Regions from separate parts of the Homo sapiens genome. Here region 1 is linked to region 2. A link is an interaction called in ENCODE POLR2A ChIA-PET data of the cell type or tissue named here. Cell type or tissue: Panc1. All regions are shown on one strand. Links, peaks and the distances in the headings refer to the core of each region. The heading gives the core; the rest is flanking DNA. Region 1 overlaps ARHGAP29 (Rho GTPase activating protein 29). Region 2 overlaps ARHGAP29 (Rho GTPase activating protein 29).

Region 1 (2,928 bases), core at 268-2,767, 54 kb after region 2:
TAGTACAACCATCAAACTTAGGAGATTGACATTGACATCATGATATCTAATCCATAGACCACATTCAATCTGCTGATTTTGATTGCCTCAGTAATGTTCCTGTGTTTCAGCATCCCAATCCAGGACCACATAGTGCATTTAGTTGCCCTATCTCTTGTTTCATTCAGTCCAGAACATCTTTTCAGACTTGTCTTTGACCTTGACACTTGAGGAGGATTGGCCAGTTTGTAGAAAGTTCCTCAGTTTTGGTTTATCATTAGATAAGACCCATAAGGTTTAGGATAGACATTTTTGTCCAATACTACAGAAATGATGCTCTATACTCAAATGTGTCATGCCAGGATGCACACAATGTCAATTTGTCTTATACCTGATAGTATTAATTTTGGTCACTTGGTTCAGATAGTATATACCAGGTTTCTCCATTGTAAAATTAGAATTAGGAAGTAATTTGTGAGGAGATTCTTAAAGATTGTAAATGTATTGTTTCTCATCGAATTGTCACGGGCTAGTCTATTGACAATTCTTGACTGAACCAATTACTATTTTGGTTGTCAAATGGTGAGTCCGTGGCTTCTGCCTTGGTTGGCATCCTACTACTGTAAGGAAGAGCTCTTCCTTCTCTATTCCTTCATTCACTTAAATCAGTATAGATTCATGAATGCCTGCTTTATTCAGTGACAGTGTATTATTGTCACTTATTTTCATGCTGAAATTTTCCCCGATTTGGTTTTTGGGAGTCTCTTCAAGCTGGCTTCTGTGTTCCTTAGAGATGCCTCATTGCTTTTTCCCCTCTTATTTTTTTTACGAGCTCATCTTACACTTTTTCCTACTCCCTACCCCAAGTCTAGAATTAGCCCTTTTTTCCAAGGAGCCCTGGTTTCTTTAAATGGGAAATGGTATATGGAAATGAAGACCTGAGAAAGGCTCACTGTCTTATTGGTGAACAGCTCAAAGGAAAACGTGTGTCTACACACATTCAAGAATAGTCACCTACTTCTATATCTATTTATATACATACGTATTGAAAACTTTGAGTTCACATTGACACCTTCAATTCAATCCTTTGAGGTTAATCTAGTCTCCCTTTCCATCTTTGTAACTTCCTTCTCTCATAGAAACCTGACTCCCATAATCCTAAATAATTTGTTCATTCTTCCTCCCTCCCTCAACCTCTTGACATGCCAGCTGCTGTCTCATCACACCCAGTCCCAAATATGCCAAATAAATCCGCAGTCATAGCAGCGCTGGTCCTGACCACACCAATCCCTAACATCCTCCCCAGCCTGGAGCCTGGACCATGGCAGCTGAATCTTTGACCCCAGTGATGTCAGTCCTGAGCACACCATTGGAATCCTAGGCTCCTGTCATCTGGCTGGAAGAGAGACAAATTCACAACCTTTTGATAATGAGCAATTATTGAATACTCACTGAATTTATCAGAGAAAGTTTAAAAGTGTACGATTATACATATTTACCAGGAATGTTTAAACATAGACATTTATGAAATTTATAGAAAATATTGAATTGTGGTTCTCACTTTTTGGTCTTGGCTGTAACAATTTTTAAATATTAATACTTCCTACAATAACTGTATCATGCTATTTTTAAGTGTCCTCACACTCAACCAATCTACTCTGCATCCATAAAATAAGCATGCAGTTCAGAAAATAGATTAAACGACTAATTGGCTATGCTTCTGAGTTACAAGTTTTATTTGAGTTCATCTTCAGCTTTAAACAATTAACAAAAAGCTGTACATGACATGAAAACCTGTCTCAGATTTCTGGATGCAGTCATGCCCATTCGTTACAGGATATTGTAAGTCTTCCTTTTATAGTGTTGACAGTACTGGAAATGAGATGAATAGTGACCGTTACCAATGAGGCATTGCTCATTGATAAGTGAATACAGCACTGAAATTTAAAAATCAGGCCGGGCATAGTGGTTCATGCCTGTAATCCCAGCACTTTGGGAGGTCAAGGCGGGTGGATCACGAGGTCAGGAGTTCAAGACCAGCCTGACCAACATGGTGAAACCCCGTCTCTACTAAATATACAAAAATTAGCCAGGCGTAGTAGTGTGTGCCTGTAATCCCAGCTATTCAGGAGGCTGAGGCAGGAGAATTGCTTGAACTTGGGAGGCAGAGGTTGCAGTGAGCCGAGATCACACCACTGCACTCCAGCCTGGGTGACAGAGTGAGACTCTGTCTCAAAAAAAAAAAAAAAAAAAAAAGATCGGGATGACTATAACACAGCCTGACTATAAGAATGGCAAGATCTTATTTACAGTTGTAGACACAGACCTGACACACAGTAGTTGCCATCTGCCAAATTCTCTGTAGATCATTTTATACCAGAAATTTGCTTTTTGAGATCTACTGCCAGCAAAATAAATCTTCTGTATCAATTATTTTAATCAAAGTTGTAAGAGTTCATCTAGTAGTTGCCAAAAAATGAGTAGAATGTGTTGTGATTCAACACAGGAGACTAGGACGGTGAACCAAGGTCTACATATTCTCCATCTCCAAGTATAGATACATAAGTCTCATGATTAAGATTCAATGAGAGTTTTAAATGATTTTTTTGTTTTAAAACTGAGTCATAAATGCAGCAGTGTGTACATATATATGTATCATTTAAAGAATGATTATAAAACGAATTCCCATTTGCCCCAACACCCTCATCAGGATGTTAAGGAACCACCAGGATGCCCCTTCCTGATCACATGCCTGTCACTTCTCACAGCAGGTGTAACCACTATCTTGAATTTTATGTTAATCCTTCCTTGGCTTTAAAACAAAAAAAGCTACCTATACAATTGTAACTATAGTTTATTTTCATTTTTTAAAAAACTAAAGTATTTTACTGGGTTTATACTACAATGTATTAATCCCACTGTTGATGGGCATTTAGGTTGCTTTCAGGT
Region 2 (2,928 bases), core at 105-2,604:
TTTAATAATTTTAGAAATATATGGATTTCTGCATGTTTAATTTCCTTGACTCTGAGAAGACCACAGTATTACTTTGGTTTGTGTAGGCATTTAGGCCATTAGTATTTTGTAGTTTTTGCCCAACACTAATTTTGAATGTTGATGGTTGTCGTTGGCATTCTGAAAATCAAGCTCTTTTGGCCTGAGATTTAATGTTTCCTAAGTATATTAATACCTGAAGATTTTATTGTAAAACATTAGAATAGGGGATAGAAATAACTTTCTTTTCTAAGACTAACATTTATTAGGTTTCAAAAAGAGGGCAGTGTAACTCTCTGTGATGATAATCACTCCACCTTGGTTTTGGTTAAGTCAGCAGAAGTACTAGCATATACCAACTTTATTTAGTTATGTATGTGCCAAATAAGAGATCTGGCTGTACAAAACTGGGGAAAAAATAGCACATCAGGAAGGTTTTATAAGCCAGGCATGGTGGCTAACGCCTGTAATCCCAGCACTTTGGGAGGCCAAGGCCGGTGGATCACCTGAGGTCAGGAGTTTGAGACCAGCCTGACCAACATAGTGAAACCTCGTCTCTACTAAATACAAAAAAAATCAGCCAGGTGTGGTGGTGAGCACCTGTAATCCTAGCTACTTGGGAGGCTGAGGCAGAAGAATTGCTTGAACCCGGGAGGCAGAGGTTGCACTGAGCTGAGATTGCACCGTGGCATTCTAGCCCAGGCGACAGAGCAAGACTCCAACTCAAAAAGAAAAAAAAAAAGGGAAGGTTTTATAATTTTTTTACACCTATTCAAATTATATTATTTTCCCAGAAGTTTCCTTTATTTCATATCTACTAGATTTAATTTCAGAGCTAACCTATATCATTAACCTATTCTACTAGTGCATAAAGTATTATGTTGGTGCAAAAGTAATTGAGGTTTTGGCTATATACATACATATATATGTAAATATATGTATGTATGTATATATAGTTTTTTTTAGTGGCCAAATCCGCAATTAATTACTTTTGCACCAACTAAAAATAGCTGCAAACATTTATGAAGGGCCTACTGTGTTCCAGCCACTGTTCTAAGTGCGTTATGTGTTTTAATTCATTTAACCGAACAACCCTGTGAACTAGCTACCTTATCTTTTTTTTTATAGATGAGGAAACTGAGGCACAGAGGGGCTAAGTAACTCACCCAAGGTTTCTCAGCCATGAAGTTAGAATTCAAAGTCAGGCAGTCTGGTTTCAGAGACTATGCTTTTCAACACTATACTGTATTGCCTCAACTAAGTAAACCTACCAAACTAACATTACCAGTTATAAAAAAGATAAAATAGGCCAGGGGCGGTGGCTCACGCCTGTAATCCCAGCACTTTGGGAGGCCGAGGCGGATGGATCACGAGGTCAGGAGATCAAGACCATCCTGGCTAACACAGTGAAACCCCGTCTCTACTAAAAATACAAAAAAATTAGCTGGGTGTGGTGGCGGGCGCCTGTAGTCCCAACTACTCGGGAGGCTGAGGCAGGAGAATGGCGTGAACCCAGGAGGCGGAGCTTGCAGTGAGGGGAGATCACGCCACTGCACTCCAGCCTGGGAGACAGAGCGAGACTCCGTCTCAAAAAAAAAAAAATTATGTTTATGGGGAAAATTTCAACAGCACATAAAATTCCTAAAATCTTTTACCTACTTGTATTTCATTTTAAAAATAGACTTTTATTTTTTAGAACAGGTTTAGATTTACAGAAAAATTGAGATAATAATACAAAGTTCCCATATAGTCCTATACACTGTATTAACATCTTATATCTCTTAGAGTTAGTGAGCCAGTGTTTGATAACCAGTAATAAAATGATGCATTATTATTAACTAGTGTCTATATTCAGATTTCCATAGATTTCCTCTAATATTCTTTATTATTTTCCAGGATCCTATCGTATTACATTTAGTTTTTTCTCCTTAGGTCTTCCTTGGCTGTAAGCTTCTCAAACTTTCCTCATTTTTATTTTAAGGAATACTGATTAGGTATTCTGCAGGATGGCGCTTGATTAGAATTTGCCTGACGTTTTTCTCCTCATTAGACCGGAGTTATGGGATATTGGGAGGAAGATTACAGATGTAAAGTGTTGTTTTCATCACTTTATAGCAAGGATATTTACCTTGAATGTGATTTGTCAATGTTGATGTTGACCTTGGTCACCTGTCTTCAGTAGTGTTTGTCAAGTTTCTCCACTGTCAAGTTATTCTTTTTGTCCTCCTTTCCATACTACACTCTTTGGAAGAAGTTAGCCTGCATAGGTCATATGTAAGAGAGTTATGTTTCACCTTCTTGAGAGCAAAGTATTTGCACACATTTTTTACAGTTCTTTTACACAAGAGATTTGTTTCTTTTCCCCTGTTTACTAATGTATTCAATCATTTATGTCAGTATGGACTCATGGACATTTGTTATATACTTTAGGTTATAATCCAATACTACTTTATTTGTTGCTCACATTGTTCCAGCTTTGGCCATTGGAAACTTTCAGTTGGTTCCTGTGCACCTTTGACATGCCCTCCTCACTGGGGGGTGTTTTTTGTTGTTTGTTTTAGTTTTTTTTTTTTTTTAAAGTTCTTCCTTCCTTTCTGGCATTACAAGATGCTTGTTACTTATCTTGAAGATTTCTGCCCCAGTCCAGGAATCAACTATTTCTCTAAGGAGACCTGATTACTTTCATTGGAGAATAGTATTAGAAACCAAGATCTAGATACTAGGTGTGCTTGTTGCTGCTGAGTGTCATTTCTTTTAGGCCCTCTCAGCTAACAAAGCAAAGAAATATATATATGTGTATGTATATTTTTACATATGGGTATTTATATAGACATGCATATGTGTACATTTTCATGAATATATTTATATATACATATATACATATGTGCACATACATTTGTATGTATATAT

Evidence for each region. Peaks named below come from ENCODE experiments on the same cell type or tissue, not always from the same donor. Only the 100,000 strongest peaks of a DNase experiment are listed, where the experiment ranks them.
Region 1: POLR2A ChIA-PET joins it to region 2 with 6 read pairs; 3 of 35 experiments call an interaction of 5 or more read pairs at or near these places.

What each region holds. Positions count from the first base shown.
Region 1 is chr1:94,167,673-94,170,600 of GRCh38, reverse strand. ARHGAP29 (Rho GTPase activating protein 29) reads left to right here. Exons shown (of 23, transcript NM_004815.4): 23 at 1-1,696. Among named protein-coding and RNA genes, the nearest start is that of ABCA4, 48 kb to the right of the region's middle. In Panc1, for the core only: no CTCF peak of the experiment used is centred there; no DNase peak of the experiment used is centred there; H3K27ac peaks cover 1,842 bases.
Region 2 is chr1:94,221,641-94,224,568 of GRCh38, reverse strand. The region is part of intron 2 of ARHGAP29 (Rho GTPase activating protein 29); the gene reads left to right. Among named protein-coding and RNA genes, the nearest start is that of ARHGAP29, 14 kb to the left of the region's middle. In Panc1, for the core only: no CTCF peak of the experiment used is centred there; no DNase peak of the experiment used is centred there; H3K27ac peaks cover 1,767 bases.